2 separate regions of the Homo sapiens genome follow, and region 1 is linked to region 2. A link is a loop called in an ENCODE intact Hi-C map of the cell type or tissue named here. Cell type or tissue: mammary epithelial cell. All regions are shown on one strand. Each heading gives the region's core, and the rest is flanking DNA. Links, peaks and the distances in the headings are about the cores only.

The links. Hi-C counts contacts between places; a loop is a spot of excess contacts. Peaks named below come from ENCODE experiments on the same cell type or tissue, not always from the same donor. Only the 100,000 strongest peaks of a DNase experiment are listed, where the experiment ranks them.
Region 1: a loop joins it to region 2, with 9 times the contacts of the local background. A loop is called at or near these places in 9 of 110 quality-filtered maps.

Annotation. Positions count from the first base shown.
Region 1 is chr4:186,546,567-186,562,939 of GRCh38, forward strand. It overlaps MTNR1A (melatonin receptor 1A), which reads right to left and starts at 9,001. Exons shown (of 2, transcript NM_005958.4): 1 at 8,616-9,001. The coding sequence starts at 8,799. In mammary epithelial cell, for the core only: CTCF peaks have their summits at 8,111 (motif pointing left) and 9,063; no DNase peak of the experiment used is centred there; H3K4me3 peaks cover 841 bases.
Region 2 is chr4:186,290,770-186,307,142 of GRCh38, forward strand. F11-AS1 (F11 antisense RNA 1) reads right to left here. Exons shown (of 4, transcript NR_033900.1): 2 at 1-263. Among named protein-coding and RNA genes, the nearest start is that of F11, 33 kb to the left of the region's middle. In mammary epithelial cell, for the core only: a CTCF peak has its summit at 6,437 (motif pointing right); no DNase peak of the experiment used is centred there.

The DNA.
Region 1 (16,373 bases), core at 4,127-12,126, 260 kb after region 2:
CCACACCACACCCTGTTCATGAGACACGCTGCTCACCTTGCACCCTGTTCATACAACAACACACCATCCGCCTCGCTCCCTGTTCATGCCACCCACATCACACCCTGTTCATGCCACCCACACCACACCTGTTCATACAACACACCATCCACACCACACCCTGTTCATACAACACACCATCCGCCTCGCTCCCTGTTCATGCCATCCACACCACACCCTGTTCATGGGACACACCGTCCACACCACACCCTGTTCGTGGGACACACCGTCCACACCACACCCTGTTCGTGGGACACACCGTCCACACCACACCCTGTTCGTGGGACACACCGTCCACACCACACCCTGTTCCTGGGACACACCGTCCACACCACACCCTGTTCCTGGGACACACCGTCCACACCACACCCTGTTCCTGGGACACACCGTCCACACCACACCCTGTTCCTGGGACACACCGTCCACACCACACCCTGTTCGTGGGACACACCGTCCACACCACACCCTGTTCGTGGGACACACCGTCCTCACACCCTGTTCCTGGGACACACCGTCCTCACACCCTGTTCCTGGGACACACCGTCCTCCTCACACCCTGTTCCTGGGACACACCATCCACACCACACCCTGTTCATGGGACACACCGTCCACACCACACCCTGTTCATGGGACACACCGTCCACACCACACCCTGTTCATGGGACACACCGTCCACGCCACACCCTGTTCATGGGACACACCGTCCACACCACACCCTGTTCGTGGGACACACCGTCCTCCTCACACCCTGTTCGTGGGACACACTGTCCACACCACACCCTGTTCGTGGGACACACTGTCCTCACACCCTGTTCATGGGACACACTGTCCTCCTCACACCCTGTTCCTGGGACATGCTGTACCCATCACACCCTGTTCCTGGGACACACCGTCGTCCCACACCTGGTTCATGGTACTCGCGGTTGTCTGAACACCCTGTTCCATCTGAGCACCTCAGGGCTCCGTTGCCTCCTGGATTCCACGTGTCCTCCTGGCTCATTCCTCTCTCTCTCTATCCCACTCTGTCTCTAGTTCCCCACCTGTTCTCTAACTTGACTGTTGACTGCTGCTGTAGAGAAAACTAGTAGACCTTGGCACTGCTTTCTATTATACACGGTATTGTACACTGTACACTTTACATTGTACACTGTATTGCATATACACTGTATATACAATACGAGAGACCAAAGGCACCTGAGGTGTCTTTAAGAAATCATACACATTCCTGCTTGTTCCCATCTGGATTTCAGTCAGTGTTAAAGGTGTAACATCCTGCAAATAATCCTGCTCATTTTCTATGCCCAGTGACTGTCTTCTGAGAAGGGTGGTTTAGTGAGGCATTTGTAACTTGTAAAACATCCACAGTACAGCCTGACTGGTTCAGCCTTTCACCCTTAAATGGAAGACGAATTACTGATACTGTACCTTTATTCGTCTTAGAGAATTTAGGATGAAACTTTAACAAAAACAAAATCATAATCCTTCAGCGACATTAACAGGCAATCAAAAAAAAACTATATGAACTCTCTTTAGGGTAGGAGTCTTTTTTCCCTTAGGCACTTTTCCGAACCTTGAAGGACTCAGTGAAAACCCCATCTTAAATAAACAGATTAACTGCACTAAATAATAACTCTAAATTGCTAAATCCAAAAGAGAGTTTTATTAAAAATGGTATAATCATAATAGAACCCTATTTATATATGAAAGTTAAATCAATGACAGGAAAATATGTTAACACTACAAAAGTATAAAATAATATTCTCATAAAAGTAACTTTTTAAAAGTTAAAACTTTGACTCTATTTTTATGTACTTACAGAGTATTTAAAGACCTGTAAGTGTGAAATATTGCATTCTGCCTTAAAAATAAAAATATGTTTACACATCAGAACTCTACACCAAGAATACTAACTAACAAAAGGAATTTATTCTGCTGCTGGGAATGTTATATTTAATTCATAATGCACTTTAAGTATACAGCAAGCCATTTAGTCCTTACAATATTAGTATTGTCCCAAATTAACAAGTGAGGAAACTGAGCAAATTAGGTCACTTGCCCTATGTCACACGCATGAGATGGCAAAGCCCGGGTTTTACTCCAGGCATCTGGTTCCAGAGGCCATGTGTTTCAGAGGGACACATCCCAAAAAAAATGACCTATAATAGCACTAATCTTCCATAGATAAGGAATGCTTAATCTATAAAGATATATATATATATATATATATATATATATATATATACACTATATATGTAAAACAATCTTTTAAAAAAAGTACATGGTAAAAGACTATATGATACCTACACAGACATATACACAAATGAGAACAGTTGGAAGTATTCCAAATTCAGAGGGAACAACGAAAGGAGCTAAAAAAGATAAGTAAATAATAAAAGGAAAAAATGGAATGAAAACTAACTGGCAAAAAATCTTAAAAGTAAAAATTGCAATTTAAACCACATCTTAAAATAAAAATGAGTGAACCAGAATTTTCTCTTGAAACAAAATCGTGTCCTAAGCTCCTATAGATGGATATAGGAGGCATCCAGCAAGCATTTAAATAAAGGAGGAGGGAATGAATGCAGGAAGGATGAAAGCACAATATCCCTTCCAAGAACATATTCCTAAATATGTTCAGAAAATCATCAAAGAGGAAATACTAATTACTGATTACACATTTTTATAATCCACCACTTAATAACTATTTGAGAAAACAAGTATAAATGTAAGTTAGCAGGCTAGTTCTCCAGCAGGCGTTTCTTCGAAAGACCTGAAGCCAGTGTGTTCTTCACTAATAGTTATGCCGTGTCTCTACCACTGATCAGTTTCTTTGAAATTCTCTCACTAATTCCGTCTCAATCTGCTGCTATTTCACATGTGAACTAGTTTTCACATCTCCCAGTTATTACATTGTTCTCTCCTCGTAAGATAACAACTTTAAAAAATTCTCATGATTGCTTTAAGCTCCAGCTACCATCTACCAGCCAACTTTCGCATTTCTCTTGAAAAAGTTTTCTGCTGTATAAATATGCTCCTATTTTCATACTTTTGTACCCCAAGTCTTCTCTTTGTTTGAAAATAAGAAGAACACACATTTCTAAAGTGCCTCGATAGAAAGTAATCTCTTTGAAAGTCGGAGCCGCGTTTGACCCACGCTTAGAACAGGACCTTGAATTTTGACAAACCTGCAAAAATTTACCAACCATTTACATTCTGCCTTATACTCTAGGAATGCAGTAAGTATTTATCCAGGTAAATGTTCAGCTCAATAAGCACCAAAACTACTCAGTATCAAAGCAAGTGAGCACGCTTTTAAACCGTGCACCCTAACAACTCAAATTCACCTCCATTAACTTAAATAATATTCAGCACCGTGCAAATGCATTTTCTCTCCCGTCTCTTCTTCTGAGACTGATTCCTTCAATGGCATTGCCGAAAGTGTATACAGCTCTGTAGAAAGACAAGTGTTTGAGTACTTCATCCAGAGAATCCAGCAGTTTATTTCTTATCTGCAGCATTATTTAACTGCACTAAAAATCACAGAGATATCACATACAGCGCTCAGGTTCCTGGTCACCTTGATTATTTGAGAGGGGCAGAAGTGAGGCTGCTGATCATCTTCATGAAGAGGCAGAGATGGCACCAATGATACCGTGCAGAGTTCTGTGCATTCATAAAAACGCTTCTTTAACAACAATCCACTAATTGCCTTTTTGGTACTAGAAAACTCTAAAGGAGTATGTGAGTTTCCTTTTTAGAAGAAAGGGTATTTCTGTCAGCGAGGCAACTTACAAATATGTAGAAAAAAGGGAAAGCTTAAGGCACCTTGTAAAGATCTTACCATTCATTTCAGTTATTCTGTTGATTATTTTTAAAAGGTGCTAAGGAAGAATGGGCAGAATGAGCTCCAAAGACTCTGTGGAGATTTAAAGTGACTTCCAAGGCATGATAGTTTTCAGTGTAGATGCTTTTTAAAACAGAACCATCAAATGGCAGTAAATATTAATAGAAGGAGGTCTAATCTAGGACTATTTTATCCTAGGTTAACTCCCAAAATTGCCAAGAGAAAAATGATGCTGAAGGCAAGCAAAAGTAAGCTCTATCTTATCTGTGATTAATTTAACACTGAAAATTCCTGCCAGAAATACTTTCTTACGAAATGAATAGCTGGAGGAACGAAAGATCAGACAAATTCAATCATGTATTTGAGAGTCTGAAACTACTGTCATAAGATTTACAGGGGATTCTGGGAATTACTTTGACATATTTGTAAAAACTTAGGGTTCATAACAATGTACTATACAAACCAAGATAGAAAGTCATAGAAAACTGAACAACAGCTAAGAATACAAGGGGGAAAAATCAATAAAATGTCTCTAAAGTAAAAAATTGCCTTGAATCAGTAATTTCAAATATTGTGGAAAGCAACAGGAGGGAAACTACAGCAGCGCCAACAAGAAACCTCTCGGCTTGGAGATCGCATGAAGTGGGGTTAGCTTGAAATCATTTTCCAAGTCTGTACAGTACAAGTTACGTCGTAGGTTTTTGAATGGTAGCCTGCTTGCCCAAGGAAGCTACTGTAGCTTCTAGAGCTGATTCACTTAAAATTAGAGAACAGCTGAATATCGAAATAATCAGTCTTTAAATCTCAGGCCTTCTTGCTGCAGAGAGATAATGGTTGTTACAAAAGGGAAAACTCAGACAATGGAGATTTTGTGTATTTTGCATAATGTCACAAATGGGAATTAGATTCTAAACCTTCCATTTCTGGTTGATTTCACTGTTTTCCAGTTCATATTGTCTACTTGTTTTTTTTTTTAAACATACACTTAAAAAATAAAAACAATCTAAAAAGAACTAATCACCAGATGCGTACTAGCATTAACATCATAATACTATTATTTGTACCTCATAATGATAGATAGGTGGGTAGGTAGGTGGATGGATGGATAGATGGATGGATGGACGGACGATGGGTGGCTGGATGGATGAATGGGTGGTTGGACGTATAGGTGGGTGGATGGGTAGGTAAGTGGACTGATAGGCAGAATCTAAGTTTATCCTTCTAGTATCCCTGTAAGAAAAGTGGCATCTTAAACAGCCGTGGTACATCCGAGACTTGAACCAGATCTCTGAGGCCCAAAGTCCACATTCACTCCGTACTCTATGCATCCTCTCTGAGTGGTAATGCAGAATGAATAAATATAACATTCTATAGAGACCTGAAAGCAACAAGTGCAAGAGAGGCTTCACACAGAGTCAGCCATCCAGCCATAGAGCCATTCTGGGAAACCATTTTTAAAAACATATACTGACAAGTTTACCCTACTGTGCACACAGATTAAATAATAATAATAATAAACTGCTTTTGACAGGTATCTTTCTAAAATGTATCATATCCCTGTCTTCTTAAGTAGAACACACCACTCATGATGACATCTCTCGCTGATGAATCAGGTGATGATAATACATATGTTGCTGCACTGTGCTGCTTTCAGGAGCCGTGAATGGTGAGCAGGGCTGTTCACATCTTCACAATGTAAGCACAAAAGGTTGTGCTTGTTCTGTTTCTCAGATCTGCATTTAATGAGTCTATTTCAACCCATACTGCTTGCTATTATGTGCTATTTCTTTAAATGTGTCAATCTTCCTCCTAATTTCCTGCTCATAATCTACAGGGACCTAGACACCAGTATCACAGTTTTGTGGCACTCTAAGTTAGAACAAATCCGCTGTAGGTGAGAGCCTGTCATTTTTGCTAATTTCCATTTATTGGCTGTACTCTACCTCAGTTAGATTGCCAGATAATTGAATTTTGAATAGGCAAGATAGTATTGTATTCTTGCCTGATATTTTGTAAAATAAGTTTTATTTAAGTATAATGTACATATAGAAAAATGCACGAATCATAGGTCTATAGTGCAATGATTTCCAGCAAACAGAGCACGCCCTTGTTAGGTGTACCCAGAAAACAAACAAGCCAACACAGTATTACGTGTTTTATCCTTTTCAAAGTATTCTCATATGCGCCACTTCACTACAGTCATTGCAACACTCTTATGAGGCTAAGCGGTTGGGTATTACCTGCAATTCAACAAATGTGGAAAATGAAGTTTGGTATTTAGCTTCACTGATTTCTGAAATCAGAAGGAGCACAGCAAGGATCTAATCCTAGCGTTCCATTGCGGGAATCGTCCCTTATGCTATCAAATTTACTCAGAAGATATGATATGGTAGCTTCACTTCTATTATCAAATTGTGGACAAGAGTAGAGCGAATATTCTGTTGGCACCACAGATACCAGTGGTTGTCTGCAGCCTGCGTCGGCTGTGGCTGTCCACTGTCCCCGCCATGCAGATTGTTAGCCATTTTTAATTTATTCCCTGGGAAGTCAAATGTCAACACAGTCCCTTGAGGAGAGGAAGGTGGCATAAATCACCACAATTATACCAAGCTTTCCAAAGGAAAGTGATGGTTCAAAGCCTAGATGCCTTCACATTGTCATTTCTTCCATTCTCTTCTTCCCAACATTTCATCCTTAAAGCCAACAAAATTAATTTAGCTGAAATGAGAGGTCTGAAGATCATCAAAACTTTTAATAAGCATACCAAAACTTATATTTGAATCAGCTATCCTTATCACTGTTTCAAATTACCATCCATTCCAGAAATCCTCAAATGGCTTGAACCGCACATATAAACAAAAAATCCCTATTAGAAAAATATGGAACTTCTAAAGCTGTGCGGATTAAAGGTCACTAAGGGTCTCCCATGCAGCTACAGGAATATCCTCTTAAGAGCACGTCTTAGCAAATAAAATACAAAGTGAGTGTAAGGAGTTCTTAAGTTCTTCTTCAGAAAACACAAGAAGTAAAATTGTTCAGGCGTGATCATTTTTTACTTTTTATTTTATTTTATTTTTTTGAGATGGAGTTTCACTCTTGTTGCCCAGGCTAGAGTGCAATGGCACAATCTCTGTTCACTGCAACTTCCGCCTCCCGGGTTCAAGCGATTCTCCTGCCTCAGGCTTCCAAGTAGTTGGGATTACAGCTGTGGGCCACCACATCCAGCTAATTTTTTGTATTTTTAGTAGAGACGGGGTTTCACCATGTTGGCCAGCTGGTCTCGAACTCCTGACCTCAGGCGATCCACCCACCTCGGCCTCCCAAAGTGCTGGGATTACAGGCTTGAGCCATCGCGCCCAGCCGTGAACACTTTTTAAAGGTTCTGCAGGATTCAAACTTCCCAAATGCTGCAGGTGTTGACAGCAAGGAAGCAGGGCGAGCTCTGGAGGCCAGCTCTGGGAATTCAACCGGGCTCACACCTACAGTCCCTGGGAACAATCTGCAGCCCCAGTTTCTCCTCTGTAAGGCGAGTTGACCACGGCGCCACAGCACAAGGCTGCACTAGGATTCAATTAACCCAGTGCTCACAACCTGTTTGGTCCAGAGAAAGTCGTTTTTATTGCTAGGAAGGAAAGAGCCTCTTCTCGAAGGCAGAATTCCTCCAGTTTATATCAATCACCTACGAAGTGAGCTTATTCAATTTACTGACTCAAACTCAATTCATATTACTAAGTGCTTAACTAACTAATTCTCAAACTACAAACCGTAAAAGCACTACTGGGGGCGGGTGGGGGAGGCAGGGCAGGGGTGAGCCTCCCCAAAAGGAGCTAAGCAAAATTAGAGCTTTTCTTAACCACCTGGTTAAAACGAAAATATTGATCTTGGCAGACATGTTAAGTGCACGTTTCGTTCCCCGCCCCTTCTCCCAAAAGTGCCTCCAAATAAAAAACTAGTTTCTTCAGAGAACCAAGCATCTAATCATCACTCAGAGGTCTGAACATCCAGCATCCTAAGAACAAAGTGTCCACAGGTTCCCACCAGAACAAACCAGTTCAATGCATTGCTCGGAGGAAAAAGCAAGTTAACTCAAGCACACAATTACCTGTAGTTGCATATTATACGTAAGTGTACTCTTTCCTGCTCACGCCTGGCTACCTGCCTACTCTAACACAACAACTTCCGTTTTTAAAGTGTCAACTTGTTTACTTGGAGGAGCCGCCGCCTGCCGGACACAGCACGTTTGGGAGCCTCTCTTTCCACTGTAGGCTCGTAACTGCAGACTACTCCCGAACAACAAGACCACGGCGGCTGCTCCATCATTTTGCCAGCTTCTATGTTTCCATATTTTAACAATGTTGGGAAAACTAAATCACATGTTAAGACCAAGCAATTGATCAGTTCGTTGCAGAGGCTGCTTGAGGAACTTTCTGCAGCCTGGACCTGAGGCTTCTCAATCTAATAAACCTCAGACAGGACAACCAGACGGGGGTGTCCCCATAGGAAAGAGAACCCGACTCTGGTGGAGTGTCCCACCTCTTAGGGGCTGTGACTCCGCGCCTTATGAAAAGGCACTTTCAACGGGCAGGCTGGAGAAGAGTCCTCTCTAACAGGAAAAATAACTCCAAGTCCGCAGTGTTTAGGAAAAAGAACCAAGTGCTTGGGGAAGGCTGGCTGCCCGCGGAGAGGCGCTGCGTCCGGAGCGCTGGCCCAGGGGAGGCGGCGCGGGCCCTACCTGCGTTCCTGAGCTTCTTGTTCCGATACACCGACAGGATGACCAGGAGGTTGCCCAGGATGTCCACCACGATGGTGAAGATGAGGACGCAGGCCAGGGCGGACGCCAGCCACGAGGGCCGCGCGCCGTCCCCGCGGAGCACGGGCTGGGAGGCGTTGGGCAGCGCGCTGCCGTTGCCCTGCATGGTCCCTGTGCGCGTCCCGGCCGCGGGGCCATCGCCCGCCTCGTCCGCCCGCCCGACCACTTGTTAAGGCTCCGCCCGGCGCTCCCCGCGCCCACGCCCCATCCCGCGCGCTCCTCCACGCCGCGCCCCCGGACGCCCACGCCGCGCCGGACGCCACGGCCAGGTGACACCTGGTGTCCGCCGCGAGCCCGCTTGGATTCCCCGCCCGCAGCTCGAACCCCGCACCACGGGCCGACAGCGCCCCGGTGCGGGAAGCCGGGCCCAGCCGCCGCGCCCTGGGGACGGTGTCCCAGAGGCCTCTCCTCGTGGGCGCACGGCGAGGCCGTTCATTGTGTTTCCTCTCTGGGATGGGACTTTTCACCCAGCAGGGCCAGGCTGCCTGGGATCAAATGCGAAATGGGATTGGGGCGAGTTCACCAGCTGTGTGCCCCACCGCCCTTATCTTCCTTATCTGCAAAATGGGAATAAGATACTATCTCACCTGTTAGCCTCATAATTAGTAAAATGTGAAAAAACCAAGGACTGTCTTCCGTTGTGTATTGCACCGCTTAAGATGGTGCTAGATGTTTCCGATAATGAAATGACATTTTCAAAGAAAAAAGTAAAACTCAATATTTGCAGATGATAAAAATGTATGTACTTCTGTAAGTACCAGTAAAAATGAGAAAGAAAGCACACTTAGGTGGATCGGATACATGGCAGCAATGTAAAAGTGCTAGGAAATGGCCTAACCAGTTGTGTGCAGTGAGGAAAAAACTTTATGAAAACCATGAAAGGAAATTTAAATAAACGGAGAGACAAACAGTGTTCCTAGCTTCGAAGCCTGAAATTTTCATTTTCCTCATATACTTTATGCCAGACCAAGAAAAATATCAAATAACCTAAAGTTTCTTTGAAAGAGTAAAAAGAAAGTGTAGGAAAAGGATTTGAATAAGATGAATAGGAGAGAAGTATGACCTACCAGTATCAAAATGTTCATTAAAAATTACAATTAAGTGGCGCCTGGGATTACAGGCACGGTGGCTCACGCCTGCAATCCCAGCACTTTGGGAGGCCGAGGTGGGCGGATTACCTGAGGTCAGGAGTTCAAGACCAGCCTAGCCAACATGGTGAAACCCCGTCTCTACTAAAAATACAAAAATTAGCCGGGCGTGGTGGCACAGGCCTATAATCCCAGCTATTCGGGAGGCTGAGGCAGGAGAATTGCTTGAGCCCGGGAGGCGGAGATTGCAGTGAGCCGAGATCGTGCCACTGCACTCCAGTCTGGCAGACAGAGCAAGACTCTGTCTCAAAAAAAAAAAAAAAAAAATTACAATAAGTATGCCAGGCACGGCTGCTCACACCTGTAACCCCAGCACTTTGGAAGGCTGAGGCAGGTGGATCACCTGAGGTCAGGAGTTTGAGGCTGGCCTGGCCAACATGGTGAAACCTCGTCTCTACTAAAAACACAAAAATTAGCCAAGTATTGTGGTGGGCGCCTGTAATCTCAGGAGCCTGAGGCAGGAGAATCGCTTGAACCCGGGAGGCAGAGATTGTAGTGAGCTGAGATCACGCCACTGCGCTCCAGCCTGGGCCAAAAAGAATGAGACTCCGTTTCAAAAAAAAAAAAAAAACTAAAACAGTATTGAGCTCATAAACAATTTGAAAAAGCATATAAAATAAAGATTTTATAAAGTGAACAGTTCAAATCAGTAGGGCTGGGATAGATCACGAAAACAAAAATGCATTTAAAGAAAATGTAGGTAAATATACATATCACTTGAGGTAGAGAAGCACTCTGTAAGCCTGGAAAAAAGACAGACAGGAAATAATCCTAACCATAGAAAAGGTAGCAGCTGCCATGGACAGCGTGTGTCACTTCCCATCTCTGGCATCGGTATCTTACAACCATTGTTTGCACAATGTGTTAACAATTCCAGAAGGTCTGGCACTGCTGCGACCATTTTATGGACGAGAAACCTCTGGTGCTGAGAGGTTAAGCAATGTACCAAAGTCACACAGCTGGTAACAAGTAGAGGCAGGATTGGAACTCAGGTCTCTCTGACTGCCAAGCAAGGAGCCTCATTACTAAGTGATAGTGTTTCTCGGTCGTGATAGATTTGACTACGGAAAAGTTAAAAGTCCTATATTCAAAAAATACCACACACAAGTGAAAGCTAGAGAAACTGGGGAAATGATTTGTGACATAGCTAAGAGACGAAGCATTAATGGTCTTCATTATTGTTATGGTTTCAGCATGTCCCCAGAATTTGTGTGTGGAAAATTTGGTCCCCAGGGGAAGGCGGGGCCTTCAAGAGGCGATCAGGTCAAGAGGGTTATACCACTCTGTCTGACTGGGTTAATTCTGCAGGCATGAGTCAGTTCTTGCTCTCCTGGGACTGGATTAGTTACAGTGAGAGTGGGTTTTAAAAAATTACCACTCCAGCCTGGGAGACAGAGAGAGACTCTGCTTCAGAAAAAAAAAAAAAAAATTATCCAGTCCCAGGTATTGCTGTATTCTGTAATAGTGATGGAAAACAGACTAAGACAATTATATAAAGAGCTAAGGAAAAAAAATAGAAATATATTTAAAGGTCATAATTAGACAAAAACTAAAAATGTATGTGTAACCTCTTTTAGCAAAAAAGTTAAAAAAAAGAGAAAGCTTCCATTCCAGCGATCACTTTAGAAAACATTATATTGGTAGTGCCAAGTGTGGTTTGAAACACGTGGAGAAAAAGCATTCCTGTGCACCAGATATGGACGTCTTCAAACTGCATACATGGTGCTAGTCGTTTTACTAATAGAAAACAATTGAACAGTGTCCACATGTGTCAGGACACACCGTTATTTCTCCCTGCATTGTTTGTCACAGGTAAAACTCCTATACTTGGGGTTTTGATACACAAATTTGTGAAATCAACAGATGAAATACAAAGGCATAGATGGCTAACTCTCCCCCAAAAGGGGTGGCATACATAATGCTGGGGTGCACATAACAACATTCATGATCTTTCTTCCCTGGGGAATGAGAAAGGTGAAGCTGGGAAACCACGAGCACTGAAAATGATGGTGAAATCCTGGAAAACAAAGACCCAGAGAGGGAATGCCCAGACTCTGACTGCCAGCATCCCTGAACCCAGCACGTGAGGAATAGACCCAAAGGAAGCAACTGGAGCAAAAGGCCTGAACTGAGGCTGGAGCTGCCACACAAGAAAACAGTTCCAGTTCCAGCCTAGCCAAGAACACTGCCTACTGAGACAAAGAAAACTCAACAGAGAAAAATAATAGCATCTAGAATACCCACAGTGTAAGATTCGTATGTCCATGGTACATTCAAAATTATTTAACGTATGAAAACATTGTCTGTCTATCTATCTATCTATCTATCTATCTATCTATCTATCTATCTATCTACCTATCTATCTATCATCTATCTAAACACATTCTTTAAGATACAATAAGATCAATCAAATCCAGTCCCTAAATGAGCAAAATGTTGTAACTAACAATCTCAGCAAAGAAATAGGAACTCCCATGAAAGAAATAAAAACAGTAAAAAAGAACGAAGGGGAAATTCTAGAACTGAAAAATACAATTTCTGAAATTAATTCTTTACTCAATGGACTTACTAGCCAAATGGACATGACAGAGTAAGTATACTTAAAGATAAACCAACAGAAATTGTCCAACACAGAGAAAAGATATATTTTAAAATGAACAAAGCTTACAATTCTTATAGATTATATTAATTAGAATACTAGCTGTAGAAATAAAATGGTGCAGAAAAAATATTAGAAGACATCATGATTGAAATTTTCCTGAATTTTAGGAAAGACGTAAATTTGTACATGCAAAATGAATACTAAGCAGAATAAACAAAAACAAGCATACTAAGGCACAGCATAGTCAAACTGCTAAAAGCCAAAGATAAAAAGCAATTAAAGTCAAGTTACATATTACGTACTGGTTAGCAATTAATCCAACTAACAGCTGATTTCTCATCAGAAACTGTGCTAATTTTCTATTACTGTCATAACAAATTACCTTAATTAAATTAATTTGGAGACTTAAAACAACATCCATGTATTATGTCACAGTTAAACAGACCAGAAGTCCAGGTACAAAGTGGCTCAGCTGAGCCCTCTGCTTAGGGTCTTATGAGGATAAAACCACAAAGAAGTAGAGCTGTTTCTTTCTGGAGGTTCTCAGGGTAAATCCACTTCTGAGCTCATTCAAGTTGCTGGCAGAATCCAGTTTCATATGGTTGTAAGGTTGAGGTCATTCTCAGCTTCTAGAGGTTGGCTGCATTCCTTGACTCATGGTCCCTTCTCTCATCTTTGAAGCCAACAATGGTGGGCAGAGTCCCACTCACACTTCAAATTTCTCTAACTTTATCTTCTGCTTTATCTCCTCTGCTGTTAGCTGGAGAAAGTTCTCTATTTTAAGGGCATGTGGATTTAGACTGGGCCCAACTAGACAACCCAGGCTAATTTTTCTATCTGAAAGTCCATAGCCTTAATTATATCTGAAAGTCCCTTTTGCCATTGGTCTTACCCCTCATTGTGTTGCTATAACAGAAGACCACAGACTGGGTAATTTACAAAGAAAAGGAATGTATTTCTTACAGCTCTGGAGGCTGGGCAATCCAAGATCAAGGGGCTGCACCTTGTGAAAGCCTTCTCGTTGTGTAATCCCATGGTGGATGAAATACCCAAGACCGAGTAATTTATAAGGAAAAGAGGTTGAATTGGCTCACGGTTTCACAGGCTGTACAGGAGGCATGGCTGCTTCTGCTCGACTTCTAGGTAAGTCTTGGGAGACTTACAATCAGGGTGGAAAGCGAAAGGAAGCAGGAATATCTTACATGGCCAGAGCAAGAGGAAGAGAGAGAGGAGGGAGGTGCTACACACTTATAAACAACCAGATCTTGTGACAACTCTATCACAATAACAAAACCAAAGGGAGAAATCCACCTCCATGATCCAATGACCTCCCTCCAAGACCACCTCCAACACTGGGGATTACAATTCGACATGAAATTTGGGCAGCGACACAAAAGCCAACCATATGAAAGACACATAAAGCAAACAGTAAGCACAAAAAGGCCAGAGTGGCTATATCAGTATCAGATTTAAAATGGATCTTGATGTAAAATAGATTTTAAATCAAAATGTATTACCAGAGATAAAGAGAGACACATCATAACGATGAAAGGGTCAATTCAACAGGAAACAACAATAATTTTAAAAATTGTATGTACTCAACAACATAGCTTTCAAATACATAAAGCAAAGATGGCCAGAATATAAGGTAGAAATAGACAATTTCACAATCATAAATGGAAATTATAACATCCCTGCCCTAGCAATGATAGAAAACTAGACAAAAAGTCAGTAGACATAGAAGATCTGAGCAATGCTATCAACAAGCGTGACTTTTCAATTGTACATGGAATATTTACCAGGAAGAAACATATGCCGGGCTATAAAAAAAAAATGCCTCAATAAAAATTTTTAAATGGGCCAGATATGTTGGTTCATGCCCATAAGCCCAGTACTTTGGGAGGCCAATGTTAGAGGATTGCTTGAGGCTAGGAGTTTAAGAGCAGCCTGGGCAACATGACATAGTGAGACCCTGTCTCTACAAAAAATAAAAATAAAAAATTTTCAATAGAAATCAGGCTAGACACGGTGGATCATATCTGTAATTCCAACACCTTGAGAGGCCAAGGTGGGAGGATTGCTTGAGCCCAGGGGTTCAAGATTAGCCTGGGCAACATAGGGAGACCCATCCCCGTCTCTACAAAAAAAATTTAAAAATTAGCCAGGCAGTGTGTTTTGCACCTGTAGTCCTGGGTACTCAGGAGGTTGAGGGAGGATTGCTTGAGCCCAGGAGGTTGAGGCTGTGTGAGCTAGGATTGCACCACTGCACTCCAGCCTGGGTGACAGAGTGAGACCCTGTCTGAAGAAAAAAGAAAAGAAAAGAAAAGAAAAGAAAGAAATTATAATAGAGAATATAGTCTCTGACTACATGGAATTAAATTAGAAATAATAAAGATGTGATAACCAGAAAAATCCAAACCATTTGGAAATTAAACAACACACTTCTAAATAATTGTTGTGTCAGAGAATAAATGCAACAGATATTAGAAAATATCTTGATAATATTCTGTTATTGAAATGATAATGATAGTAATCATGGAACGATAATGAAAATGCCGCATGTCCAACTGTGCAGGATGCAATCTCTCTCTCTCTCTCTCCCTCCCTCTCCATGTTTGTGCCCACAGTGTGGCTGAGGGGCTGATGCTGGCAGAACGAGTGTTAAGAGGTCATACAGAAGTGGCCTTTAAAATTTGCTTTAGGGGGTAAAAATAATGGAGAGTCTGTTGGATTTTTCTTGGTTTTTAAATTTGCAGCCAAAACTGTAAGACAAGAGATCATATTTAACATCCCCGAGGAACATGATCTAGGAAGTACATTATTATCTGTAATTAATTAGAGATCATTTTGTCACTGTAAGGAATCTATAAGAGCATGAGTTAATTATTTCACCAAAATGTTCTGCTTCCCAGGGAGTTGGTAATGGTTGGCTAACCTGGAACAACCCTGTTTATGCTTCAGCCCAGGTTTCCTATCCCCTTGGCCTGATGTGTAATACCTATTATCCTTGGTTCTTTGCACTTCCAAATAACTTCTTTTTAAATTCAGCCTGTCAAGTTTCATAAAACCCCCATTTGGAATTTTGATTGATATTGCATAACACATAAATTAATTTGACATGTTCAAAATAATGAGTTAAAATGTCAATTTTGAATGTAGATTCTTAATTTTCTTGTAATTCTTTTGGTGTTTGTTTCACATAAGACAATGTTATGGAGTAAAAATAAATTTAGAATTATTATGTCTTCCGGTGATTTTAAACATATCATTTTGTAGCATCCCTCTTTATTTGTAATAAGACTTTTTGTCTTACAGTCTATTTTGTCAGAGGCATAAATGTAGCTGCATCAGTCTTCCTCTTTTTTTTTTTTTTTTTTTTTTTGAGACAGAGTTTTGCTCTTGTTGCCCAAGCTGGAGTACAGTGGCGCCATCTCAGCTCACTGCAACCTCCGCCTCTTGGGTTCAAGGATTCTCCTGCCCCAGCCTTCTGAGTAGCTGGGATTACAAGCTCCTGCCACCACGCCTGGCTAATTTTTGTATTTTTAGTAGAGAGTGGGTTTCACCATGTTAGCCAGGCTGGTCTCGAACCCCTGACCTCAGGTGATCTGCCCACCTCGGCCTCCCAAAGTGCTGGGATTACAGGCATGAACCACCACGCCCGGCCTCTTCCTTTTGCTTTATATTTGTCTGATTATCTCTCCTTCCTACTTTTTATTCCCAAATGTCTGTCTCTAATGTTTTGGGTGAGTTTCATGTAAATAGCATACAGCTTCTTTATCTCTACTTTATCTGAATATCTTTTAACTAGAGACTTTAGCTCCTTTACATTTTTTGTGACTACTAAGGTACTGAAACTTATTTCTAACATCTAATTTTGGGCTTTTTATTGATCCCTTTATTGTGTTTCCCTCCTCCTCATCCTTCATGTTT
Region 2 (16,373 bases), core at 2,753-10,752:
CACTTCTGATTGACACGCAGAGGGCTCTCTCTGTCTGGGGATATTTCTGATGGGTACCGAGAGAGCTTCCTCTATCTTGGGTTATTTCTGATGCGTAGAGAAGGGCTGCCTCTGTCCATTATGGAAGGCTGGTGTTCACTGCAGGGATTCCACACTTCATTTAACCAGAGTCCCCGTGGACGGACACTTGGGTTGTTTTCAATCTTTCCCTCTTTCATACACACGCAGGAACATTTGTAGGATAAAGTCCAGATGTAGAATTGCTGAAGACAAAACAAAACGAAAACAGCAGATGCATTTGTAATTTTGAATATTGCCAAATTTCTCTTCAAAAATCTGTAGCCATTTTTTCTCCCACCAGCAATGTAAGAGAGGGCCACGTTCCAGCTACCATAACACCACAATTAGGAATTTTTGACAATCTGACAGGTGGAAAAAGGTAGCTCACTGTAGATTATTTTGCAGTTCTCTTACTATGACAAATTAATATAAATGACGTGATGTTAATGTGGTGTATAAGATCACCAAATTGTTCACCGCTTCATTGTTTACTTAAATGCTAATTTGGTGGTTATGACGTAGACAAACATAGAGTATGCTCCTTGCAGTCATGTAAACATGGTAAGAGTTCTTGCCAAAGGACGAAGCAAACGTTCCAGAGCTTATGTTGTTCAAGCTTGGTAGTGGCTCAGTGTGGCAGACATACTGGCTGTCCAGCCTTCTCCCTGTGTGTTATGGACATAAATTTGGGGTACAAGTGGCCTCATCTCCAGTTCCAGGGGTGGATCCTGATTCCTACACATTCCCTGATGGAATCGCATCCTCGTTGCCCTGGGAATCAGTTCCTGGCAGTGCAGGCCAAGGCAGTGGGCACACGCCTTCACCCCACCAGAGTGACTGGCTCAGAGTCAGCAACCTGAGCAAAGGTTGAGAATTTGGATGTTGTGTCGGAATAAATGCTTTCTCTTTCCCTTCCATGTGAATGAGGAAGTGTTGGCCCTGGAAGTGGTGGCACTTATCATGAGAAGCTGCCGGAGGTCACTGATGCCCAGGTAGAGGGGCTGAGGTCTGCACCAACTCTGGGCTTCCCTCTTCCACAGCAATGGCCCCTTTCATTTTAAGCCATGCATTTCCTACCACCTGCAGTGGAACGTCCTGTGTGCCAGGACTCGGGTTATTGATCACAACCCTGAGTCAATGAAATGTAATTGACTTTTATTAGGCATGCATTTTACCATAGTGTTCTATGGGACACAGTTTTGTGTTTTCCAATTTTAAAAGTTGGAAATGTTCTTGAATAGTTTTGATCCTAAAGCCTCAGAGAAAGTCTGTCTGTGACCCGCTCCAGAGCTGCCTCACTTTCTGACATGAGCGGTGCTCTTGGACAGCCGGCAACGAAGCCACGCTTGTGAAGGACGCAGCGGTTCTCACCTGTGGCACCCGGGGCACCAGTGGCTGGCCACTGCCCTACACTCTAAAGAGGGAAACTAAACTTTGGACTGAGAATTATATATTTAAGAAAGCCTTCAGAAATAATACATTTACATTATACATGACTCATTTATGGCCTTACCTGTGGTCCTGCCTCATGAAAGCATCAGAGGAAACGTTCCCCATTTGCTAAGGGGCATGTCTCCATCTCGCCTGTTCGGGTCCACTTCTCCCTTCATCCTCGCTTTGTTCTGTGATTTTCCGCTCCCTTCACAGGTCTCACTCAGAATGGGTCTTTCCCAGGCCGGGTGCGGTGGTTCACGCCTGTAATCCCAGCACTTTGGGAAGCCGAGGCGGGCGGATCACGAGGTCAGGAGATCGAGACCATCCTGGCCAACATAGTGAAACGCCGTCTCTACTAAAACACACAAAATTAACCAGGCGTGGTGGTGGCACCTGTAGTCCCAGCTGCTCAAGAGGCTGAGCACGGGAATCGCTTGAACCCGGGAGGCCGAGGTTGCAGTGAGCCGAGATCGTGCCACTGCACTCCAGCCTGGGCCACTGCACTCCAGCCTGGGCAACAGAGTGAGACTCCATCTCAAAAAAAAAAAAAAAAAAAAAAAAAGGAAAAAATAGAATGCATCTTTCCCTTTGCTCGTGTGAGAGGATTTTCAACATCCCAGCCCGCAGCATCCCAGAGCTCAGGTGTAGGGAATTTCCCGACTGCACGGACGCTCTGCCGGCCCCATGTGGTCAGGGCAATCCTCTCTTTGAATGTCCTTTCCACAAGATGTCTGTGAGGCCACCTGTCACCTGGGAGGGCTTCCCTTTGTCCAGGCAGAGGTGGTGGCCACAGCATCACGGCTTCCCAGTGCGCCCTGTGAGCCCCACCCCAACTCTCCCGCCTGCTTCCCGCCTGTTGTATGCACGCGTGTTCATTAACCACAGCAGGCCAAGCTTCTTTCAGGAGAACATTTCTTCCTTTTCCAAGGCAATCCCACAAACTAAAAATAACTGTTTAGAGCAATTCTTCAATGAGGAATGTCCGTGTGTGTGTGTGTGTCTGTGTGTGTCCGTGTGTGTGTGTGTGTGTGTGTGTTTGAGAGAAAGAGAGAGAGAGAATGAAAATGAAAACAGGCCGGGCACGGTGGCTCACGCCTGTAATCCCAGCACTTTGGGAGGCTGAGGCGGGCGGATCACAAGGTCAGGAGATCGAGACCACCCTGGCTAACATGGTGAAACCCCATCTCTACTAAAAATACAAAAAATTAGCCAGGCGTGGTGGCGGGTGCCTGTAGTCCCAGCTACTCGGGAGGCTGAGGCAGGAGAATGGTGTGAACCCGGGAGTCAGAGCCTGGGCGACAGAGCAAGACTCCGTCTCAAAAAAAAAAAAAAAAAGAAAGAAAATGAAAACGACCATTTCTGATACCTGTAATGCTTACGCACTCCAGCTTCACTGCCTGTCTGGTCCCTGGGTTTCCTCATCTTCAGATGCTGTGTTACTTTCCTCTGGATTCTGTAACAAATTACCACAACCCACCAGGGTGGCTGAATAGCCCAGATTTCTCCCCGTGGCTCTGGAGGCTGTAATGCTGGAATCTCGGTGTTGGCAGAACTCGGCTCCCTTCGAGGCCTTAGGAAGGACCCTGCCTTGCCTCTTCCTCGTTCCTCGGCTGCCTCCTTCTCCACGTGGGCCTCTCCCACATTTCTTATCCCTTTCTTGTAAGTAAACTAGTAATATTGGTTAAGAACCCAAACTGCTGTATACGGTATGTACTATATGCGGCACACAGTACATAGCTTACTGTCATTTTCCATTTAATTCTAACTTTCAGAGAAAAGACTATATTCAAAATGCCTCCCACAGTAACGGGCACACATAGTGCTCAACAAACTAGTTCCCTCTCTTTTGCCTTGGGGTATCCGGCAACTGTCTTACAAATGTAACAGTGTATGGTGGACCTACTGATGGAGAGACTTGTTCGTGTATGTGTTTGTCTTACCTCATCTACCCAGAGAGGTGTCAAAATGTATCTTATATGTACGGATGCAGCTTTTCTGCTGCACCCAGCACTCCCCAGGAAACATGAGCACGCTTTGTAACCACCGGTAACTTTCAAATGCTGTGCACAGGTAGAGATTTTCACAGGCTGTGGTGACTGCGTGGGTTCCTTCCATGCTCAGACACTGTCAAAACGGCAGTCAGAATGACTCCCATGAGCTTGGTTGGGAAGGCACCTTTACAAACAATACAGACTAGAAAACCTTTGTCATCCCACGGAAAACACTATCAAACACAACACAGAAGTATGGGTTTTGCGGTTTAGAGGGTTTTTCGATAAGTTTCTGCTGCCACCAACGGAAATAATTATCTTCACTATTAGAACGAGAAAGCAGTAAAGAAAGAATCAAGACAAAAAGTGACTTTCTCAGAAATATTTATATACTTGAGCAAATTAATATTTGATTTGGGTGAATCTGAATGTATTTCTCCGGTAATCGCTTCATTAAAAATAAAACTGTGGGCTGGGCATGGTGGCTCACGCCTGTAATCTCAGCACTTTGGGAGGCCGAGACGGGTGGATCATGAGGTCAAGAGATCAAGACCATCCTGGCCAATATGGTGAAACCCCGTCTCTACTAAAATACAAAAAATTAGCGGGGCGTGGTGGTGTGTGCCTGTAGTCGCAGCTACTTGGGAGGCTGAGACAGGAGAATCGCTTGAACCCAGGAGGCAGAGGTAGCAGTGAGCCGAGATCGCACCACTGCACTCCAGCCTGGCAACAGAGTGAGATTCTGTCTCAAAAATAAATAAATAAATAAATAAATAAATAAATAAATAAATAAGCTGTTTCGCAGAAACAGAAAACGAAATGCCGCATGTTCTCACTTCTAAGTGGGAGCTGAACGTTGGGTACTCATGGACATCAAGACGGGAACGTCGTCTCATCTCCAGCAGCTTCCAGCCCAGCACTGGGGATTCTAAAAGGGAAGAGGAAGGGAGGGGCCAAAGGCTGAAAAGCTACCTATTGCGTGTTATGTTCTCTGCCTGGGCAGTGGGATCAGCAGAAGGTCAAACCTCAGTGTTACACAATGCAATGAACCTGCATGCGCACGCCCAGAATCTAAAATAAAAATAAAATAAATAAATAGAAAAAATAAAGGCATTAAAAATAATTTTTCAGCTATATATATATATATATATTTCATCGTGTTTGTGATTTGGCAAGAAAAATCAAGAGAGGTCTATTTTTCAGATTTGAAAGTTAGTTTTTCTTTATTCAGATTCCGTTTTATAAATGAGTAATTTGTGATGTGATGGGCAGCCTTTAACATTTTAACTGACAATCAGTAGATGGATTTATCATCATGTTTATGGCTGTGCTGGTGTCTGTAAAAATAGTATACAGATAATTTTTTTTTTGAGACAGAGTCTCACTCTGTCACCCAGGCTGGAGTGCGGTGGCACAATCTAGGCTCACTGCAACTTCCACCTCCCGGGTTCAAGCGATTCTCCTGCCTCAGCTTCTCAGGTAGCTAGGATTACAGGTGCACTCCACCATGCCCAGCTAATTATTTTTTTGTATTTTTAGTAGAAACGGGGTTTCACCGTGTTAGCCAGGATGGTCGGCTTCCGGTGTTGTTTCAGCATATGGCTAAATTAAAGGCTTAGATTCTCAGTTTGCTCATTCTAATTTAGCTGAATTCTGAGTATTATGCATTTGTATCTGAGGTTCCAGGCCTCTCCCTCCTCCTTCTCGGGGTATTAAAACTCATGTTGCCAGGTGCATGACTGTAGTCCCAGCTACTCAACAGGCTGAAGCAGGAGGATGGCTGGGGCCAGGAGTTTGAGACCAGCCTAGGCAACATATTGAGACCCCATCTCAAAACAACAACAACCAACAAAATAAAAATTAAAAAAACACCTCATGTGAAGAGAGATCTCTCTGCTACCCTTGAAGATCAGAATAACATAAGTTCAAAGTTTCTCTGGTATCCAGTGAAATCTGCTCCTTCGGTTTTTTTGCATTGACCAAATTGCTAATGGTGAGGAAGTAACGAGACCAATGGAAGATGTTATTTGGCACATTAATTATTGGGGACCCATAAGCTGTTAGAGGTGAAAGAGACTTCAGCAATCATTCCATAGAAATGAAGCTCCAGGCGGGGCTGTGACCTCTCCCCGCTCACACGGCCTGTGAGGGTGGACGCTGAGCCCAGGAAATGTAGGTCTCCTGTGCCTCAGTCCTTCAGGGGCCAATTTAAATGAGAAGGGAAGTTGGATGGTAGAGTTCATGGAATAGCAGTTCCTCTGTCAGGCCTGTGTTTCTCTTTGCTGCCACTAACATATAAGAAAGAAACATGTTTCTGAGATGCCACAGTTATCACTTAAAGGCACTTTTCATTGTATTGCTGTCGGTCTGTGCTCACTGCTGACAGCAATGGCAGGCTGCCATCCTTGGAGTGAGGACCTGTGCTTCTACTTCCTGCTTCCTCTGAACCCCAGCAGCTGCCAGCACAGCGTCTAGGAGTAGTGGCTGTGGACATAATTAGGAGTTTCTTGAGCAGCCTAGTTAACAGCCCCACAGAGGGCATGATCATATAAGAACGTCACTCATGTCATTATCATTTAATTCTATCCGAAAAGAGTTAAAATCAACATTCTGGAGTTAAGTGAACAGCTTGTTAAATGAATAACATAGACATAAAATCCAGTGGGTCCAACAAGCAGTGATTACTATAGTTAATAATAATAATATCATCTTGATGAACAAGAACAGGAAAGAGAATACAGATAAGACTATCGCCATATTCACGTCTTTTGGGATCTTGCTATGTGCTCTGCATCATGCAGTGGGCTTTCCTTCTCACCAGCACTGTGCAAGTAGGATATTATTATTATTCCCTTTATAACATAATCCACGTGTTTTACAAGTGGAAAAGAAAGACAAGACAAACCTGCTGGTAAATATTTTGAACCCAATTCTCCATTTCCCCACTAGATGGCACTTTTATACCTCTCTTTGTTCCATTTTAAACTCACAGCAGATGGGCAGAGCGCACTTAATTTATGGTAAGTTTAAACAAATCCTATGTATATATAATATCTGGGAACTTTAAATCAAATAAACGGCTTCCATTCAAATATGCTTTCCTTTTCAAATATAACACTTGTAAATATCTGGTCCCCGGACAGCAGGTTCGCCTGTCCACCAGATGCTCCAGGACGGCGCTGGGCCCTTGCTCCTGCGCTGACCGCCCAGCCCGAGCCCCGGGGCCAGGTCCACGGTGCCCACGCGCGCTGTGTTCTGCTGGGGTCCGGCTTAGGGCTGCTTCGGCCCTCGGCGGCTTCCTCTGCGCTGTTGCTGCCCTCCCCACACCCCTACCCCTGCTCACTCAGCTCCTTCACCTCTTCCCTGATGAACTGGGGAACAGTATCCCCAACCTTGATCCCGCAATGTATTGTTAAGGCTGTGTTGTATTTTTAAAACAAACAAACATAAACATTTGAATGCTGAAGGCTTAGTGATAATAAAAATAGTCTACCCACCCCCCCACATCACATCACAACACACACACGACACATGCACATATAAAACACACATTCACACACGAAACACACATAAAACACATTCACACACATGAAACACACAAAACACACACAAAAAACATGCACACAACACATAAAATACACACAAAACACACATGAAACAAGCACACAGCACACAAAATACACACATGAAACGCACATACATATGAAACACGCAAACACACACATGAACTACACACATAAAACACACAGAGATACATGAAACACGCACGCAACGCACAAAATACATAAAACACAGATGCACACACACATACACATGGAACACGCACACAAAACACACACATGAAATACACACAGAACACACACATGAAAGACACAGGAAACACACACACACACACGGAAGGCACACACACATCGGGAAGCGGCGATGGTCACGCTCACTCCAAGACCCCAGCTCCCCGCGGAGGCCTCCCGGGCCGGTGTTCGCTGCCAGCCAAACCTAAGCCCGCTCCTCGCGGGGCCCGCGGGGCACCCCCAGGTTCTGTGCAGCTGAAGCTTGTACCATTTTGTGACTGTGACACAGGAAGCCTCCTAGGGACAAACTTCGGTCAGCATTTGAATCAGCCCTGACTCGGTGACAGTGTCTCATAAACGGGTCAGCTGGTTAGGGACTTGGAAAGAGAGCGGGGAAACGGGTGAGCAGAAAGCCTGGGGAACGGAGCCCAGCGGCGCCAAGTCGCCCCGGCGTCCACCTGCGCCCACCAGAGAGCGCCGGGCCCCCGCGAGCGGAACCTCGAACCGCAGCCTCCGGAGGGCTGGGCCCGGCCTGAAGCTTACACGCACTCCCTTCTCAGTCCCACTTTTGCCCTGTCTTCACCTTGGAGCCCCCGAGTTTCCAAAAGATACTGGAATCCAGTCTCAGCCTGAGCACCCTATAGCAAAGTTAGGAGTCAGCCCCACTAACTGGAGGTAAGTGGATCATGTGGGAGGCCCAGGTGTGCAGAGCCCCTGAAAAGTTACAGCGTCTCCACCTGGGCGTGGAGATCTGGGCCACCCCAGCCCCGCTGGGCATCGCAGGAATGGGCTTCCAGTGGCTCCTCAGTGTGGCCATTACACCATCAAACGAAAACCACCTCCCATGGAACATATCTATATAAAAAACAACAAAACAGACCCCTTCAGAAAGTGAGCTCAGATGACTCCCCTCTGCTAAGAGGTGCCTCCTGGGCAGGTATTTCTGTGGGTGCCACATACTTTTGGGGAAAATGAGCCCTTAGCAACTCATATTTTTATTCACAAATAAGCCATTAAACTGTTTATTGAAGGAAGAGGGTATGGTCTCTATTAGAAAATACAGAACAAACATTTACAAAAAAGTATTATTTTGGAATGAATTTCAGTTCAAGAGCTCCCTTTTAAAGTCACCCTAAGCATACCGGTTGCTACACAGGCAGGATTCAAAAATGCAAATATCAAAAATACTCAAAACTCTCAGAAACAAACCAGTGAAATTCATTGTCCTACTCATTATCCAATTTATCCAACAGTAATCATTACGATTGATTTCCAGGCCTGTAACTGCCTATTTTCATGGCCTGTAGAGAGGGGAGTATAGGGTGCAGGCAGGAGTGTCTGAAGGCATGGAAGTCTCTGCCTGGGCATTAACAAAATGAGTGGAAAAAGCAGACAATTGCATCTGCGGGCATTGATATCTCTTATCTGCACGTTAGACTTAGTTTTATGAGTAACTAAATTGAGTTGAGACTCTTAACTGATGTTCAGATTCACTGCCAGCACTCCCCACACATACCAGGAAACACCCTGTGTTCCAGTGGGCAGACCCATGCAAGCCCACCCCCAAAGCCTGGGGGTGCAGAGAGGCCGAGGAAAGAGGCTGACAAATCCAGACTCTCAGAAAGGAGCGTTGAATAGGGACTTATCCCACAGCTGCCCTCCAGAAAGCTTGCTTGCTTTTTCTTTCTTTCTTTTCTTTCTTTCTTTCTTTCTTTCTTTCTTTCTTTCTTTCTTTCTTTCTTTCTTTCTTTCTTTCTTTCTTTCTTTCTTTCTTTCTTTCATCTTTCTTTCTTTCTTTCTTCCTATCTTTCTTTTCTTTCTTTTTTGATATGGAGTCTCGCTCTGTCACCAGGCTAGACTGCAGTGACGCGATCTCAGCTCACTGCAACCTCCGCCTCCCGGGTTCAAGTGATTTGCACCAGCCTCCCGAGTAGCTGAGGCTATAGGCGCCCACCACCACACCCAGGTAATTCTTGTATTTTTAGTAGAGACGGGGTTTCACCATGTTGACCAGGATGGTCTCAATCTTTTGACCTCGTGATCCACCTACCTCGGCCTCCCAAAGTGCTAGGACTACAGGCATGAGCCACCGCACCTGGCCCAGAAAACGTTCTTTCTATAGCAAGCTTTTATAAGACTGATGCACCAGACCCTCTTGCAAAACTGCTGACCAGTGGGGAGGTTGAATAAGCATCTTTATAGGGGTCATCTATGCCCCAGGCACTGTTTGTTTATAGGGGTCGTCTATGCCCCAGGCATTGTTTGTTTGAAGGGGTTGTCTATGTCACAGGCATTGTTTCTGAGGAACTAATTGGTGAGCAGGGGTCCGACAGTCACTTCAAGATGGCCTTACTCTTGCCGTGCACTGATCTCGCCACTCAGAAAATGCTCAAAGGCCACTTTTTGGTGCACACAGGAAAGGTCTCTTCTATTCAGCTGAATCAAAACATTTGAAATTGGCTGTGTTTGTTTTCAGATCTGTTCAGGTCAATTTAACAATTATTGTAAAGAAGTAACTTACTTATAATTACATAAGCCCCAACCTGAAAGAATTCCCAATAACCAAAACTGGAATAACTTGAGTGACAGAATGAATAATCTAGCATTGGATTACATCTTAAAGTAAAAAATAAATATCCATGAGTTCATACTGATACAAAATGATTGAATGAACAAAATAATGAGAGAGAAGAGAGAAATCCGCTGTACAGGATTCCGGGTAAGTTACACCATTTCTCCTCTCTCAAGGATGTGGAGCTTAACCCTCTATCCCTTGCTTAGGGAGTAGAGCATGGATAGGAGTGAAAAGGTAATTTACAGAGGAGAAACAGGCTAGTTGATGAGGTAACATCATCAGTGGTAAGTCATCTTGATAGTGTGCACTGTTTAACAAGCAGATTTATTGATACATAATTCATATATACCCAAACTTCCATTTAAAATGACGATTCGGTGATTTTTAGTATATTCTCAGAGTAGTGTGATCATTAATCTAATTTTCTATCATCTTCATCACTCCCCCAAAGAAACCTCATACCTATGTGTAGATTTGCCTCTTCTGAACATTTTACATAAATGCAATCATACAACATGGGGTGTTTTGTGACCTGTTTCTTTCACTTTCACCTTGTTTTCAAGGAGGAACCATGTTCTAAAGCCTGTACTTCATTCCTTTTTATTGCCATATAATAAAAAGGAATTGCCCTTGTATAATTATACACATTTTATTTACCCATTCATCGATGGAAATGTGGGTTTTCTCACTTTTTGGCCATCATGAATAATGCTGCTATAAATATTCATGTATGAGTTTTTGTGTAGACACGTTTATCTTTCTGTTGAGTGTGTAGTACCCAGGAGCAGAATTTCTGGGTCATATGGGAACACTATGTTTCATATTTTGAAGAATGATGTTTTTGAAAGCAGCTACACCATTTTACATTCCCACCAGCAATGTCTGAAGCCTCCAATGTCACCACATCCTGGCTAACATCGATGATTCCGTCTTTTTGATTCTAAGCCCACCTTAGTGGGTGTGAAGTGGTATCTTATTGTGGTTTTGATTTGCATTTCCCCAAGGATTAATGATGTTGAGAACATCTTTATGTGTTTATCAGCCATTAGTACATCTTCTTTGGAGAAATATTTATTTACTTATTTTCTCCATTTTTAATTGGGGTATTTTCTTTTTATTACAAAGTTGTGAGTTCTTTACATATTCTGGATACTAGTCCTTGTTAGATACATGATTTGCAAATATTTTATGCCATACTATGGGTTATCTTTTCACTTTCTTGATGGTATTTTGTGAAATACAGAAGTATTTATTTTTGATGATGTCCAGTATATCTTATTTTTTCTTTTGTTGATTATAATCTTGAAGTTGTGTCTAAGGAACCACTGCCTAATCCAAGGGCACAAAGATTTAGTCCTGTGATTTCATCTAGGAGTTTTATAGATTTAGCAGTTACATCTAGCTGCATGACCCACTTTGAGTTAATTTTTGTGAGTGATGTGATACATGGGAGTCCAAATCCATCTTTTCCATGTGAATTCCAGTTGTCCCAGCACTGGAACCCTTGTCAAAACTCAATTGACCATAAATATGAGGGTTTGTATCTGGACTGTCAATGTTATTTCATTGCTCTATATGCCTGTCATCATGCCAGCTCCACACAATGTTGACTGCTGGAGATTTGCACTAAAGTTTGAAACTGGGCAACATGAGTCCTCCAAATGAATTATTCTTTTTTTAAATATTATTTTGGCTATTTTGAGTCCCTTGCATTTCTACATGAATTTTTGGATCAGCTAGGCTACTTCTGCAATAAAAGACAGCTGAGATTTTGATAAAGATCCATTTGTGGAGAGTAGCCATCTTAAAAATATTAAGTCTCCTGATCCATGAATGTAGAATATCTTTCCATTTATTTAGATTTTTAATTTGTTTCATATCTTTAGCATATAAATTTTGTACTTCTTTTGTTAAATGCATGCCTAGACATTTTATTTTTATGCTATTAAAATGCATTTTGTCCTTAACTTTCATTTTCGTATTATTTATTGATAGTGTATATAAATAAAATTATTTTTGTATATTGACCTTGTATGCTGCCTCATGCTGAAGTGGTTTGTTAGCTGTAGTGGTTTTTCTGTGGATTCCTTAGGATTTGTTTATATATATGATCATGTCATCTGAAAATGGAGATCGTTTTAACTGTTCCCTTTTTCTTTTTCTTTTATAATAGCCCTGGCTATAACATCTAGTGTGATGTTGAATAGAAGTGGCTAGAGTAGGCATTATTGTCTCGTTCTTGATATTAGGGAGAAAGCATTAGTTTCACTCCAGTAAATATGATGTTAGTTGTGGATTTTTCGTAGATGCTTCTAACCAAGACGTGAAAGTTTCCTCCTATGTCCAGTTTGCTAAAATTTTAATCAAGTTGAGGAAGTTTCCTCGTATGTATAGTTTGTTAAGCATTTTTATCATGAAAAGGTTTTAGATTTTGTAGATTACTTTCTTCCATCTATTGAGATGATGGCCATGATTTGTGCTGTATTCTGTGAATAGGATGCATTACACTGATAAGCTCTTGGATGTTAAACCGACCTTCCATCACCGTAATACATTCCACTTGGTCACAGTGTCTGATCTTTTAATATGTGATGCAATTAAGGTTGCTAATAATTTGTCAAGGATTTTTTTAGGCTATAAGGGTTATCACTGTGTGATTTTTTTTCTTGCTATGTCTTTGGTTTTAGTGTTAGGGTGACACTAGCTTTACAGCATGAGTGGGGAAGTGTGCTCTTCTGTTGTATGTTTTGGAAGAGTTTCTGAAGAATCAGTATTCATTCTTTGAATGTTTTGTAGAATTCACAGTGAACCCCTCTGGGCCTGGGATTTTCTCTGTTGAAGTCTTAAAATTCACAATTCAAGCATATCCATTTCTTCTTCAGTCAGTGTCAGTAGTTTGGGTTTTTCTGGGAATGTGTCCATTTCATCTGAGTAATTTGTGGCATGCACAATTCATAGTATTCCACTATAATGTTTTATAATTGTTCATAGTATTCCATTATAATCTTTTTTATTTCCATAAGGTCAATGCTGATGTCCTCTCTTCCATTCTGGATTTTATTAATTTGATTGTTCTCTCTCTCTTTTTCCTGGTAAGTGTCACTAAAGGTTTGTCGATTTTATTAATCTTTTCAAAGAATTCACATGTTTTTATTGATTTTTCTATTTACTCTTTCCTTTATGGCTACTGTAATCTCGTTTCCCTTTTAATGAACTTTTTTGACTATGCAACGACCAGTTCCGGTGGGTATATGACAGGGGAGCCCTGTCACAGCGCTACCCAGGACCCAGTTCCGGTGGGTATGACAGGGGAGGCCTGCCACAGTGTTGTCCAGGGCTTTGCAGATGGTTTGGAATTTCCCTATCAGTGCACTTGAACACCTTTATGGAGGTCTGTCCTGTGGCATAATTCAGATTCCAGAGCCACAGTAGAAGAGGTTTCACCAGATTTGTATTCACGTTGCTGAATCTCAGTCCACCCATCTCTAGCTGGAAATAGACTACAAAGTCCCTTTGTGATACTAACAGTGTATAGGCACTTACACTTTTGAAATTAGGCAATGTGAGTTCTCCAACTTAATTCTCTTTTTCCATATAATTTTGGCTATTCTTATTCTTATTTTACAGAGGAGAAGACTGAGGCACATAGAGGTTAAAAATTAGAGGAGAAGCGAGTAAGAAGTAGGCTAGAAAATCAAATCCATAGCATCTGCTCCTGAATCTACACCTTTCCCCACCACCTGAGGAATCAGCTAATAATGGCTTCCGAACTAAATCTGGCCTGCTGTCTTTGTAAATAAAGTTTTATTGGAACACAGCCATAACCATTCATTGACACATCACATATGGTGCTTTTGCTCTATAACAACAGAGTTGAGTAATCGAAGGGGCGATCCTGTGGTTCACAAAGCCTAAAATATTTACTACCTGGTGCTTTCCCAGAAAAGTGTGCTGATCCCAGCACTGCGCTGTACTGACTGCCATTATAATCATACATGCCTCAAGGCCATTTTGAAAACAAATAATGCAACTGATTATGCCTAGAAGAGTGTCTAGCACACACATAGACACATGTACACATAGACACATACACATGTATACACACACTTGTGTGTATATATAATATATATTAATATTATATATATAATATATATATGTGTGTGTGGGTGTGTGTGTATCAAGGTCCTTTTTCTGACAGTCTGCCTATCAGTAATTAATTGTATCCTAAATTATTTCTCTATTTTGGTTTTAGAGATTAGGTCATACCCGCTAGTCTGCTTTCCTTTCTCATTTTGGGTCTCATTTGAGCCCCATTCAGCTGTTCTCCATCACTAACATACAAGAAATGTCTGCCGAGGTTGTGAAGGATGAGGTCATGATTCACACTCGAAGGAGAAGAAAGGAAAGGCTGATTTCCGGAGTGAGACTCTGGTTTTTGGCAGAGCCAGTGACCTGAGCAGAATGAAATGACACTGTGAATTTTCATTCCAACAAAGAAGAAAGAAATCCAATTGAAAACTAGCTTTGACTAGATTTTGCTGCAAAATAGAAGATGATATTGAGCTAAATAATTCAAATTCTTATTCAGAACATAGAGAATGGGGGGGCATTCACTCTCTACCGTCAAGAGCCTGCTAAGGCGATTTCAGCTGCTCCACGCTCCCCTTGCTTCCAGCCTCCCACGTGGCCAGGCTGGAAAACTGCCACCACCTCCACATCCTACCCAGATCTCACCTGCTAGAGCACGGGCGGCAGGGATCCGCTCCCCAGCACATCAGTTTTGGTCCATCAGAAACAGAACATTAGAGAAGACTCTCAATATTGCTCATGTTAGAATAAAGCCAGCTTCTTTTCTATTAAAAAAATGCTTGTCCAACTCGCGTGAGGTTTGTCAGCGACGCAGAGGAGGGGCTTTTGTTGTTGCAGGGGTCATACTTTTCCATTTGTTTTTCCTCGTGGAATTTTCTCCAGCTCTCCCATTTAACACTGCGTGCCCCGCCCCAGCCTGGCCCCATGCAATGCTTTGGTGCTCCAGGGTTGCCGGTGGTCCTGCAGGGTCTGCAGTCACACAGGTCTCTCTCCTGGAGGCAGAGTCCCTGTGGGTCTCAGCCATGTTCTTGGTCAAATGCAGAAGTGAAAACAAAGCATTTCAATATTTATTGAATTACCCTATTTGCTAGCCTGCATTTTCATTTTCAATTTATTTTTACACATATTTGATACCTATCATGGGTTGGGTACAGAGCTAGGTTCCAAGAGGAAAACAGTAAGGAAAAAGCATTCCTGTTCCTGATAAGTAGTAATCTCTATTAAGAAAGTTCAATGAGGACAGAAAGAAATATCACAAATAATTGTAGTGCAAGCAGAATCATGTCGTTCCCAACTCTGCCCACGGAAGGGTCGCTGGGCTTCTCAAGGGCCTCTGGCCAGGATGTGGGATGTTACTGGAATAGACGTGCACCATTCTTTGATTCATTCATTCACTCACTCCCCACTTCACTTGCTTCTTATGCCCCGCCCAGCCAAGTTAAATCTCCTTCTGTCTCTCAAAAGTGTCAAACTGCTTCAATCTCTGGGGCACAGCATTTGTCATTGCTTCTGCCTGCCCCTTAATAACCATATCCACCTGCTTGTGTCTTTTAACTGAGTTATCAGTCACCTCCTCCATGAAGCTGTTGCAAGCTTTCTCAGGATGACGCCCCTCTTGCTGCATTGTTGCCTGGTCTGTGCCTCTGTGTAGAACTTGCCACATTGCATTATGGCCAGAGGCTTGTGTGTGTCCCCACTAACCCTGAGCTCATTGTTCTACCTACTCCCTGCACTTAACACAGTGTTTGGCTCCCTATAAATGCTGAATAAAGGTTGCTGATTATTGCATACAAGAATGTATTCAAAAATCTGCAGCATCAGATATTAATGCAACCAAAACAATAAGATCTTGGCTATTTTGCAGAGTCCATAGCTCTGAGAGCCAGGGGGAAAACAACATACATTGAATTCCTGTGTATTCTATTTGTTTTATGTATTGAGGCAGGTGTTTACATGTTCCAGAGAATAGTGGGGGTATAAAATTAGACATACCCTCAGCCAGCCTGTAGGAAGCTAACTATCAGCTAGGCGATTCCGTAAGATGAAACCACCTCTTGGGCAAATGTATATGGCCTTTGATTTAGAGGCTTCTAGAAATTCATTTGGCACTCCATAGACTAGACATTAGCACCAACTCTCAACATTTTATCTTATCTCAGACAATATTGCTTTAATTACTGCTAGAGCGGCATTGTCCAGTAGAACTTTCTGCAGTTATGGAAATATTATTTAATTGTGCTGTCCAGCGTCACTAGCCTCATGTGGCAGTTGAACACTTGTAAAGCGACTACTGCAACCAAGGAACTGAATTTGCTTTAATGAAATTTAAATTTAAATGGCCTCCCGTGTCTAGCGGCTATCGAATGAATGGCCTCCCGTGTCTAGCGGCTATCGTGTTGCACGGCACAGCTCTAGAGGCTTGGGCATATTATA